3 separate regions of the Mus musculus genome follow, and all the other regions are linked to region 1. A link is a loop called in an ENCODE intact Hi-C map of the cell type or tissue named here. Cell type or tissue: gastrocnemius. All regions are shown on one strand.

Evidence for each region. A loop is a pair of places that touch in the nucleus more often than their neighbours do. Peaks named below come from ENCODE experiments on the same cell type or tissue, not always from the same donor. Only the 100,000 strongest peaks of a DNase experiment are listed, where the experiment ranks them.
Region 2: it touches region 1 in a loop (2.1-fold over the local background); 4 of 42 quality-filtered maps call a loop at or near these places.
Region 3: a loop joins it to region 1, with 2.3 times the contacts of the local background. A loop is called at or near these places in 5 of 42 quality-filtered maps.

Annotation. Positions count from the first base shown.
Region 1 is chr15:89,354,131-89,358,130 of GRCm38, reverse strand. It overlaps Lmf2 (lipase maturation factor 2), which reads left to right and starts at 2,472. Exons shown (of 14, transcript NM_178919.4): 1 at 2,472-2,775; 2 at 3,314-3,567; 3 at 3,676-3,704; 4 at 3,834-4,000. The coding sequence starts at 2,682. It overlaps Ncaph2 (non-SMC condensin II complex, subunit H2), which reads right to left and starts at 2,412. Exons shown (of 20, transcript NM_001115132.2): 1 at 2,188-2,412. The coding sequence starts at 2,295. In gastrocnemius, no CTCF peak of the experiment used is centred here; DNase peaks (open chromatin) are centred at 1,563 and 2,415; H3K4me3 peaks cover 2,893 bases; H3K27ac peaks cover 2,215 bases.
Region 2 is chr15:89,528,209-89,532,208 of GRCm38, reverse strand. It overlaps Shank3 (SH3 and multiple ankyrin repeat domains 3), which reads right to left. Exons shown (of 22, transcript NM_021423.4): 13 at 791-866; 14 at 501-583; 15 at 1-114. Among named protein-coding and RNA genes, the nearest start is that of Gm15609, 6.5 kb to the right of the region's middle. In gastrocnemius, no CTCF peak of the experiment used is centred here; a DNase peak (open chromatin) is centred at 1,663; H3K27ac peaks cover 114 bases.
Region 3 is chr15:89,126,374-89,130,373 of GRCm38, reverse strand. Hdac10 (histone deacetylase 10) reads left to right here and starts at 1,674. Exons shown (of 20, transcript NM_199198.2): 1 at 1,674-1,984; 2 at 2,055-2,189; 3 at 2,356-2,452; 4 at 2,683-2,780; 5 at 2,884-2,988; 6 at 3,156-3,224; 7 at 3,379-3,505; 8 at 3,668-3,733; 9 at 3,937-3,996. The coding sequence starts at 1,926. It overlaps Gm46530 (a long non-coding RNA gene), which reads right to left and starts at 1,835. Exons shown (of 2, transcript XR_001781738.2): 1 at 1,181-1,835. In gastrocnemius, a CTCF peak has its summit at 1,851; DNase peaks (open chromatin) are centred at 1,660 and 1,852; H3K4me3 peaks cover 1,805 bases; H3K27ac peaks cover 2,023 bases.

The DNA.
Region 1 (4,000 bases):
CAACCACAAGGTGGCTCACAACCATCCATCATGGGATCTGACGCCCTCTTCTGGGGTGTCTGAAGACAGCGACAGTGTACTTAGATATAATAAATAAATAAGTCTTTTAAAAAAAAATACATGTTCATTTAATAAGCATTTATCCTGCACCTACTGTGTCAGACATTCTACAAAGAATAAGAAAGCATATACGAATCTCTACCCTTCTAGAATTTATACTGTAGGGTAAAGACAGACCACAAACCAGCAAGCAAACAACTATGCAATGTTGAGGCCTGGTTATAACTTTTTTTTTCCTAAGATGTGTGTGTGCTTGCACTAATGTGTGTGCACCATGTGCTTGCAGGGGTTCATGGATCCAAAAATGGCCCTGGGACCTCTGGAAGTAGAGTTACAGGCCATTGTGAGCTACTTTTTTTTTTTTTTTTTTTTTTGGTTCTGAGAACTGAACCCAGGTCCTCTACGAGAGCAGCAAGTGCTCTTATCCAGTCATCTCTCTAGCCCTGATTTAAATTTTCTAAAAACAAAAAATGATGTAGGTGTTTTGCCTGTATCCATATCTGTGTACCACCTGTATGTTTGGTGCCAGTGGAGGCCTGATGAAGGCACTGGATCCCCAGGAACTGGGATTACAGACAGCTGCGATCTGTCCTGTGGGTGCTTAGAACTGAACCTGGGTCCTCTGAAAGAATAGTCAGTGCTCTGAATTGATGAGGCAGCTTTCCAGGTCCCTGCGCCCCCATCCCTGTCTCCAGTTTTAATTCTTCAGACTGGATGGTGTCCAATCTAAGAGCCTGGATGAGAAGGTTTTAAATATCTAGGTTTAATACACCTAGACCAGATATAGTGGGGAAGGAAGTATATTCTTGCAATATAACTGACACAATTCATTGGTAAACTTGGTGTGAGACATGAGGCCTTATCACATCTCTTAATTTTCACCTTTAGTTAAACAGTGAAACACTACCAAAATAGAGGACTAGAATTTGAACCACAACCCAAAAGCTCCACTTTAAATAACATCCAAGAGCTCGAGTAACATCCCAGCACATGCCAAGGGAGTGGCTAGAACAAACAAATCTGGGACAGCTCACAAGGAAGATCGGTATGGGTGTATCCCACCACATGGAGTTGAAAACTTGTATTTAAAAAAAAAAAAAATCACACAAGTAAGATTTTCTATTTTTAAGGGAAAGAAGACTCCACCCCAAGAAGCTCGACACTTAAGAAAGAAAACAGAAGCAGTCAAATAGAAATCCTAAGAGCACTGTTTCAAAAAGGAAGCTGTCAGACCGAGAAATCTCCCCAACAGGGCACTTCGAGCGTCTCTTTTATTTTTAAATACGAAGACCACTACAGTTCGAGTTGAGACCTGTAACTATTCAGTAGTGGGATCCGATTGTGTTGAGCCAAAGTGTGAACGTGCAGAAACGGAGCAGACAGTGACTGAATAGACCTGAACTTAAAAAAAAACAAAACGGAGGAATGGAATGCTGATAGGCTAGATTACGGCGAGGGGCTGGGCCACCAACAGGATGGGGGAGGGGGCGGATCCTTCTGGACAAAACTGGTTCAAATTAAGAGCCTGGGGTATGGGTGCGTCGCACTGCGGGAAGATCGTGTGGGCGGGGCTTGAGGTCTAAGATACAAAATCCCTTTTCCTTCGGGAACCAGATCTCTCTCCATTACTGTAAGAGTCCTGGTATGGTAGGGTTGATTGGTAGTTGCAAATAATCGGGAGACTGGGACAGAAGACTTCGGGTTTAAGACCTGCCTTGGCGCCTGGCTCAAGAAGAAAAACAGGTTCCAAAAAAAAGCTCGGTGGTAGAGTGCCTGCCAAACCTGTCCAAAGCCCCAGGTTAAATCCGCCCCCAAAAGGGGAAAACAAAAAGTTTGCTTCTTAATGTATTGTATTCCCCCAAAGAAAACGGAAATAATGTACTTGTTGGAGAAAAATGATTATCATCCAACCAAATCGACTTCACAGCTCGCTAACCGACAGAGGCCTGAAAAGGACAGCTCCGGGAGAATCTAGCTGAAAGTTTCGAGAGGCAGGCTGGATTTTGAAGGGGGGTGAGGAAAGAAACAAGACTGCGGATGACACACCAGACGGCTACAGACCCGGAGGCGGGGGGTGGCAATGCAGCCTGAGCGCCCAGGCCGATGCCATTCCCCCGCCGCCCTCACCTCCTCCAGATACTCGCCCAGCTGTGCCGCCACGTCCACCTCCCAGTTCTTAGTGAGATCCCGGATGGGCTGCAAGAGGTGAGCAAAGCGCACCTCCACATCCTCCATGTCTAGAACGGGACTAGAAGCCCGGAACCATGGCTCAACCCGCTACTGGTTCTGGCGCCATTTTGGTGCTCCCGCCCCGGAAGTACGTAGCCAGGGCACTGCGCGCACACGTATGACGTCAGGCGGGCCCAGTTTCGAAGAAGTAAAGAAGCGGGCCCGACGGGGGCGGGGCCTACACCGGGGGCGGGGCTCCGTGTCTAGGGGGGGGGCCTGGAGGAGCGGAGGAGACTAAGTTTCTAGGTGGTTAGCGGTGAGTTCTTTGGCACTGGGTGGAGCTCAGTGACCCGACCGGACTGACGGATTCCGGCTGCGGCGTGGGCCAGAGGCCGGGCTGGGGGCAGCTAGGAGACTAGAGGGCACTACTTCGGCAAGACCGCGTAGCGGACATGGCGAGCTCCCGGGTCCCACAGCAGCTTTTCCTACAGGGTGTGGCCGCTGTCTACTTGTTCGCCTTTGCGTCCCTCTACACCCAGATCCCAGGTGAGGGCGCGGAGGGGTTGAATCGTCACACGTGGACGTGGTAGCATCCCTTCCTTCACTGCCCTCTGAGGCGGGTGTAAAGTCCAGGCCTCTCTCTGCGCGGGATTAAGGGGTGGTAGTTTGCGGGCAACAAAAGTGGAGGAAAAAGAAGCACAAGGGTCGATTTCCCTTAACTATTAGTAGTCTCATCTAGGCTTAGGGAAAAACCCCGAGGGGAGTGGGTGGCAGATTTCTACCTGGACTCTGTGGGCAGGTAAGAGAGGGATGCGCTCTAATTGACAGAAGGTGCTGACCCAGAATCAGGTCTTCTGAACCTGGTGTTGGGGGTCAACAATTTCCAACGTGAGAGAGAGAGACCATCTGGTAGACAGAGCAAGCCCTGCCTGGGATGGGAACATCTGCAAGCACAACCTGGAGTTGGGGGTTTGGGACATCTGCATGCCAGGAGCTGGTGGTGGAGCATCTCCGGGGCCTAAGTTCATGTGCATGTTAGACTGGGAAGATGTCTAAGACTTGGCCCTGACATACCCTCCCACAGGCCTCTATGGCCCAGAGGGCATCCTTCCTGCTCGAAGAACACTGCGGCCCCAAGGCAAGGGCCTGTGGCAGCAGCTGTGGGAAACACCAACGCTGCTGTGGGAGGCACCAAGACTGGGGCTGGATACTGCCCAAGGTCTGGATTTACTGACCTTATTGGGCACCGTGCTAGCCCTGGGCGCCCTGCTCCTGAACTCTCTGAGACACCCCTTCGTCTACCTGCTGCTCTGGGTTGCATACCGATCAGCCTACCAGGCAAGTGAGACACTTAAAACTTCAGCCTTCATCTAACCCACCCTCTCTCTCTGCCTCACCTGATGCAGCAGACACACAGTGGCTCCCTGACCACTTCTCTCCCTACAGGTGGGCCAAGTGTTCCTTTATTTCCAGTGGTGAGTGATTCCGGGGGCCCAATCTGCCTGAGGCCACTGGGCAGGGTTGTTTGCCTCTCCTGGGAGGACCCTGGGAGGTTCCTATTAAGCAACCTAAATAGGAAATTTAGGATATTTCCCTCCCTATAGGGATTCCCTGCTGCTGGAGACTGGCTTCCTAGCTATACTGGTAGCCCCGCTGAGGGGGCCTTCCAAACACAAGATTCTCCAGGGTAGATTAGCAGGAGCCTTACCCCATGAAGACCTCCCATTCTGGCTCGTGCGCTGGCTGCTGTTTCGACTCATGTTCGCCTCTG
Region 2 (4,000 bases), 170 kb before region 1:
AGTCCCCAGTTCGAAGTCCAGCCCTCCAGGCCACACCTTCCACATCTACAGACTCAAGGTATTGGAGTGCAGGGAAGGCAGGTGTGGGTGTAAACTCCTCAATGGGGGTCTCTGCTGCAGGGAGAGCAAGATAAAAGGCATTCACAAGCATAGATCATGTCGGGGAGCCCCAAGAAGCCACCTGACTACTAAGGCATAGCAATGGGGTGGGAGAGGCAGCAGGTAGGGATATCCAAATGACTGTACATCCCTCTGTGAACTTCCACATTTACCCTCAGCAAAAAGATCTCTGTTTCACCAGGAGCAGAGATCCCCACAAGGAAATGAAAGGCTAAAAGGAGAGGGATCCACTGTCTTGTACCCCAGTATGTTCCAAACCAAGACATATAACCACGGGGGGTGGGGGGGAAGCAGAGGGCTTTAAAAGGGGAAAAGGGGCAGAGGCAGGCCACAGAAGACATTGACAGCAATGCGATACCCCCCAAATTCACACCCTTTACCTTTGGCTCCCCGGAGAACAAAGCCAAACCCCTCATGGTCCCTTTTCTGCAGGATAGCCACCTTATCATCGATGACATAATCGCTGGCAAAGGAAAGCAAGGTTGAGCTGGGAGGTCTGCAGGGAGCCTGGCAGTCAGGCTGAACCCACAGGGTCCCATACACACCAGACCACACAGAATGACAAAGGCAGAGGAAGCTAGCCACCCACTCCCCATACCCTGACTTCCCCCTTTCACTGGACACCCTAGGCCCTGCTACTGTCCCTGCGTGTCCACACCCCTGCCAGTACCTGTGTGAAGTGAGGCTGTCATAGGAACCCACAGTGTAGTGGCGGAAGAGACGCTTCGTCCGGTCCTCTCTGGTTTCTGCGGGGAGCATCAAAGGCTAAGAAACAGTCGTGACCCTCCACCTAGCTGAATTTCCCCCAACTGCGCTGATCAGTCTCTGCCCCCACACTCTCTGGGCCTCGATGTGAGTGGGGATGGGGGTGGGGGCAAATCCTAAGACCCAGGGGCCTAAAGTCCTAAGGGAGTAGAGCTCAGATAACCATACATAGAATTCTGGCCTCTGGGAGTTAGAGCCAAGGGGAAACCAATGGTGCTCATCTCTCCTTACTTAGCATGCATCTAGACACCATACAAGGCCAGCATGGTCCCGTCTGCAAGCCTCAGAGATGAGAGTACATGAATGTGTGCTTCACAGTCAGGTATAAATGCTGGGTTGGTGCTTATGTGTGTCAAACGAGAGCCATGGCTGCTCTCCGTCCATGAGCTCAGGATCTAGTAACAAACATGTGTTTGTGTGCACAGGGGTTGAGCTCACACACATGTGTGTGCTGTGCTACCAGCCTATGTGTGCACCAGGAAGGAAGCATCCCAAGGTGTCCACCGATTTCCTCACAACAGCACAAATTCAAGGAAAGAAGAAAAAGGATTATAAAGTGTTCAGTCCCCTGCCCTGACTGTATTCCACAGGACTATATACATATCTGTCCTTTGATCTCAAAGTCCTTCGTGAACACTGTGGACCTGGCCAGGACATACCTCTTGCTGAATCTCACTTAGCCTTGTAGATTTCCTGAAGAAGGTTCAAATCTACAACTAGACCCTTGAAGCTTCAGAATGGCTCCTCTAGCAGCACTTGCAGTACCACAGATGGCCTCAAGATGGCGCCACCACAGTTTTCAATTTCATTCCTCAGCATCTCTCCCCTCCTTCACCCTCTCTTGCCATAGCATAGCCCTTCTTACTTTTTACTTCAACAGTCATTTACCGACCAGGCACTGTTTATTTTAGAACAGAGCAAAGTCTCCGCCTTTAAGGGGTTAATAAGCCATTCTGAGACATGGAATCAACAAGCAATGAATACAAAACGCCAGCTAACAGGAGAAAAGCAAGCAGGAAAAGGGGGACGAGTCTAGGGATAGCAACAGCCTCATCAGAAAGAAGAGCTGAGCAGAGACCCCGACCGTCAGGGGAGCCGCCTGTAGATGTGAGGGTGCAGGGCTTCTGGGGGTGAGGCAGGCAAGGCAAAGACCACAGCAAAGGCATTAATCTGGAGCAGGCAGGAACTGTGTGGAGTCTGCCAGCAAGAGGAGAGGGAGGCACGGGGATTTAAAAGAGAGACAGACAGACAGACAGACAGACAGACAGACAGACAACAGGAGGAACCTGTGATTTTTTTTTTTAAGTTGGGTTCCGTACTGTTTTGAGTTTTTAAAAGATTTTGGTTTTTACTTCCTGTGTTTCCCTACACGTATATATGTGTACCACGTGTATGCCCAGTGCATTCACAGGCCTGATGGGGGAGCTGAATCCCCTGGAGTGGGAGTCATAGAGATTCAGGTGGGTGCTGGGTACCAGAGTCCTACAGTACCCGTCACGACTTTGAATTGTTTTTTGGTTTGGGGCTTTTTTTGGGTTTTGTTTTTTTGTTTTTGTTTTTGTTTTTTATTTTTATTTTTCCTTTTTTAAAATTTATTTATTTATTTTACACTCCATATTTTATTCACCACCACCACCCCCAGTTTTGGGGGGTTTTTTTTTGTGTTTTGTTTTGTTTTGTTTTGAGAAAAGTATCACTGCATACAGTCTGAGCCTTGAGTTTAGGATTATCTGTCTCAGTGTTCTGAACGCTAGGCTTACAGGCACGAGGCCACCATACCCAGCAGAAAGATACAGCTCTTTTATGGCCTGTCTTCTCAGCAACGACGAGATCCTTGAAAGCGAAAGACCAGATGTCATGACTCCTGTGGTCCCAGTGCCCAGCAGAGCATCTGGTACGTAACAGAAGGCACACAACTGGCTAGGTGAGTGTGTGCATGGGGGATGCGTGGGCAAACGGATGAATGTAGGAAGAGAAGGAACATAACCCAAAAAAGTAAATGCATAGATGAATGGGCGGGATGCTGAAGGTTTGAGGGAATATCGGATGAGCCGAAGGATATACAGGTCCATGAGGGGATAGATGGACGGATGGATGGACGGGTGGATGGACGGATGGATGGATGGATGGATGGACGGGTGGATGGATGGATGGGATCTATGAGTGGAAAAGGGAAGCTGGGTGGGCTGCTGGATAAGTAGGTGGACAGAAGGAGGAGCAGGTGAGTTAAAAGGCAGGTGGAAGAGACAGGGTGGAGCAATGGTTAGAGCACCTTCCCATCAGATGACACGGCTATCAAGAAAAGTCCCAGTCCAGACTTCAGGTCCCTCTTGCTTTGTGCGAGACTCTCGATAAGTTAACCCATCAGTCACATCTGAACCTCTCTCTCTCCACAGTAGGAACCGTCACGTCGGGAGGCCACAGGGCTCTAGTAGCCTGTTTGACGAGGTTCTAACAGCCTCGTTCGGGCCCCATCGACTCGCTTGCTTACCCCTTCCCGTCTGTCCCACTCTAAGAGACAAATGTACACCTGCCACCCAGTCCCGAGACCAGTGCAGATGAAGCCTCGCCAGCACGTGTGCGGCCCTCCTCAATCCCTCCTTACCCCACGCACATCCTTCTTCAGGCTGACCCGGTCACAGATACACTACGCTAGCTGATCCAGGCCTGGGAACCCAGCGGTGGACAGGAAGCCTCCGGTTCCACCGCTCTCACACTAGCATGGCCTTAGCTCATCCCAACTCACCTCTCTGCCCTGCCCTCCCCAGATCTTAACCCTAGGAGCTATGCAGAGTTAAGCAGCCTCGCCCTGGTCAGGTCCTATTTCAAAGCATCTTGTTTTCTTTTTTTTTTTAAATTGTTATCAACCAGACAAACTATTTATTATATAACACAGATTCGTGTGCTCGTTTTATTAATCACACACAGGAAAGCCAGCTGAAAGGAATGTGCCCAGCACTGGCTCCCAAATGGAACATTCTCTCCGAGTGGAAAGAGGAAGGCAAACAGGATGGGAGGTTATGTCAGGCCTTGAGATGTGTGCACTAGCTGCATTCCTCAATTCCTGCTAGAGCGCTGCTGGAGGCCAGACTCTTTGCTCAGGTAAAGACCAGGA
Region 3 (4,000 bases), 230 kb after region 1:
CTCTTAAGGCTCAGAGTCTGAGCAGGAGGTCTGGAGACTGATGCAAGGGAGGATGGTGGGGAAGATGATGTTAAGACCCAGATAGAGGGATGCCTCCTTCTTTCTGAGTTTGCAGCATTTGTCTTCCAATGGTCCAGACTTCTAGTGAGGAAGGTCTTAGCTCTCTACCAGCATTTCCCTGGCAGCCTCCCTGAACCCATACTGTCATCTGCAAGCCATTAGACACGAGACCACACTTGGGCTGGTTAGATGGTCCATGTTCTTCCTCATGTCCCAAGGACAGGTGCGACAGGGCAGGACATAAGGGTGAGGTCTTTCATTCCCTTCATTTGACAAGTTCTGGGCAAATACACTTTGCCCAGTCTAATCTTGTCAGAGGAGATGCCATGACCATGGCTCCACTGCCTGAATCCCCTTGTGATAACCATGGTCCAAGGCTTCAAATACTTCACCCAGTTACAGAGGTGTGGCTCAGTTCATGCCCTACCCCACAATATACATAAACCAGGGTAGTTAATTGGCTTTTAGAAGATGGAGAAGCTTTGGGCTCCTCCAAAATCCTTGCCTGAACTCCCAACTCCTGAGTATGGCAGAGGGCACCTACTTCTAACCACTCCAGGGCTCTTTGGTTTCCCCTGTACATGATAGTTGTATGTGTTCCTATCACAGACGTCAGCGGCAGCCTTGCCCCCTTCCCCTCATCATCCTGGGGGTGTGTCTTGTCCCTTCCCCCCATCTTGAGGCATCTGTAATGCCAACACTCATTTCGGAACTGGAGACAAGGCTGGACTATGGAAATGTGTGTGTGTATATATATATATATGTATATACATATATATGTATATATACATGTATGTATATATGTGTATGTATATATGTGTGTATATATCTGTGTGTGTTTATTTGTGTGTGTGTATATATATATACATATATACATACAAACATACATATATATATATATATATATATATATATATATATATATATATATATGTATAGTCTTAGCTGGTATTTGAGCTCATGTCTCCTTTGTTCCTCCTTTCCTAAGGCCCCCTTCCCTGCTTCCTCACCCTTCCTTGCTCAGAACCCTCTACCCTTCCTAGCCTCACACTGTGCTGCAGTTTTCCTGGCTGGCCTGGCGTCTTATATAACTCTTCTATTCCAGTGGCCTCTTTCTTACCTGTGGCCTTTCTGTCAGTCCCTTCTGGAAGTTCAGTGCTTTGATCCAGCCCAGGCCAGCCCCCGCAGGCACTCACATACACACCCTGCTCACTTCTCTCCTCTCCATCTTTCACCTGCGGGAGCAGGCAAATTGGTTGTGATTGACAGTTGGCATTTCTGACTCTGTGGCCTAAACTACCAGGTTAGGCTAGGAGGATGCTGGGGGCAAGAAGGAAGCATAGCTGCGGCTGTAGCTATGGATGGCCTGAGGACAGGCAGCCCTGTCTTCCTATCCATTTCAAGAAGGACACTGGAGGCGGTACTGGTCGTAGGCTCCGCGCCACACGTAGTTGTCGGTGGCACTGAAGTTGCAGCCTAAGAGAAAGAGACAATGAGAGAAAGAGAGGCAGAGAGAGAAAGACACACAGAGCGCGCGCAATCCCAGGGGAGCTCAGCCTTTTGGTCTACTCCACCCTAATCTCGCCTAGGGGCGGGCCGGAGTCTGTAAAAGAGGAAGCCGGAAGTTAGGCGTTTGGCGTCACGCTTAGTTCAGTTTCCAGCGGTTCTCTTCTGACAATCGGGCGGGCTTGAGCCCGGACCTGGGCCTGGGGTGGTTTCCTCTTGCCCAGGTCCAGCGTGCACAACCCAGTTCGTCCCGAGTGAGGATTGTTTACGTGCATAGTTAGGTGAGACCGGGCAGTGCAATTACCTGCCGGCAGAGGGCGTGTTGCGTTAGAGCGGATCAAAGTGACCACGGTGTAGCTATGGGCACAGCACTTGTGTACCACGAGGACATGACAGCCACTCGACTGCTCTGGGATGAGTAAGTGTGTCTTGACAGAAGTAGGGGGCCGGGAGGGAACCCTGAACACTGAGATCCTTGTCTGCTCCAGCCCCGAGTGCGAAATTGAGTGCCCAGAGCGCCTGACAGCTGCCCTGGATGGCCTGCGGCAGCGTGGCCTGGAAGAAAGGTGCCTGTGTTTGTCAGCTTGTGAGGCATCAGAGGAAGAGTTGGGCTTGGTGCACAGGTCAGACTATGACAGATCTGGGGACCCGAACCTTTTATAGCTCCGCTAGCATTCCCTTGGGTTCACCGTGGTGTGGGCTAAAAGGGATTACTGGGTGGGCACTCCCACCAGGAATCTCTGCTCCTTTCCTTCCTGTCCTGCTGGTGGCCCGCCTGCTGATCTGCAGCCCGGAATATATAGCCCTGGTGCAGAAGACCCAGACCCTGGATAAAGAGGAGCTCCACGCACTGTCTAAGCAGTACAATGCTGTCTACTTTCACCCGGTGCGAGCCAGCATACACGCCCATTCACCCAGATTTATGTCCATATGCCTGCCTAGGTGCATTCACACCCAAGTCTGCTCACCTGCCAGTGTCTCCTTGTTTATGCTTTATGACCGTACCCTACCATGTTTTGCTTGCCAATGCCCCAGCCCTGTCTGCTCAGCAGTGGGAAACCTGCAACCTGGGACAAGCAGGTCAGGTCCCAGGCTCAATTGCACTCTGGCTCACAGGACACCTTTCACTGTGCCCGGCTGGCAGCGGGGGCTGCACTGCAGCTGGTCGATGCTGTGCTAACAGGAGCTGTGCACAATGGGCTTGCCCTGGTGAGGTGAGAACCACCTTCCTCCCCTAGCTGTCTGTGTGTGACCCTGTGAGGGGACAGAATGACTCTGACATGCCCGGTGTTTCCTTTTTTTTTTTTTACACCCTAGGCCTCCAGGGCACCACAGTCAGAGGGCAGCTGCCAATGGATTCTGTGTGTTCAACAATGTGGCTCTAGCAGCCAAACATGCCAAGCAGAAATATGGGCTGCAGAGGTGTGTCCAAGCTTGACCTGCAAGTGTGGGGGACCCAAACTAAATAGGAAGAGGTGGAGTTGGTGGTTAAGAGGTCCCACCCAGCTCCCTCCACTCCTGGCTGAGCTCCTAGCCTAAAGGTGGAAAGGCAGCCACTTCCAGTAATCCCCAGTACTGTCCGAATTTAGGATTCTCATTGTCGACTGGGATGTCCACCATGGCCAGGGCATCCAGTATATCTTCAACGATGACCCCAGGTGAGCTGGGGTGTGGACACAGCCCTTCTCTGCCGCTCACCATTTTGGGGATAAAATTCCAGTGGTGAGACTAGGGGTCTTAAGAGTTAGGGTTCTTTGAGAAGCTGTGGAGTTGCTAAGGGACCTCACTTCTGACCTGGCCAATTGTCGACAGTGTCCTTTATTTCTCTTGGCACCGCTATGAGCATGGAAGCTTCTGGCCGTTTCTCCCAGAGTCTGATGCAGATGCAGTTGGCCAAGGGCAGGGCCAAGGTTTCACTGTCAATTTGCCCTGGAACCAGGTACCAAGTCCCCCTCCCCCCTCCGTCCAGCCTACGTCTCCTGTGAATGTCTCCTGGGGCATTCTGCAAGAGTCTCCCTGGACTTTGGATCCCAGGGGTGAAGACCGTGATGTCCTCATTTGCAGGGCTGGTCCCCTGATGCCTGCTTTGCTTTTGCTGCAGGTTGGGATGGGAAATGCCGACTATTTGGCTGCCTTTCTGCATGTGCTGCTCCCACTGGCCTTCGAGGTGACTGTGTGGTGGGTGTCCTCCTAGGCTTACCCAGAGTCCCACTGTGAAGACTGGAGAGTTGAAAGCCACTCCAGTGTATGAATGGGAGTAGGGAAGGTGTCTCAGAAAGTCTAACCTTATGTGAGTGGGTAGCACTGGGACCTCCCCTTCACCTGGGCTATTGCTCTCTTTGGTTCCTTCCCACCGGATCCTGCCTATAGTTTGATCCTGAGTTGGTGCTGGTGTCGGCTGGATTTGACTCTGCTATCGGGGACCCTGAGGTGA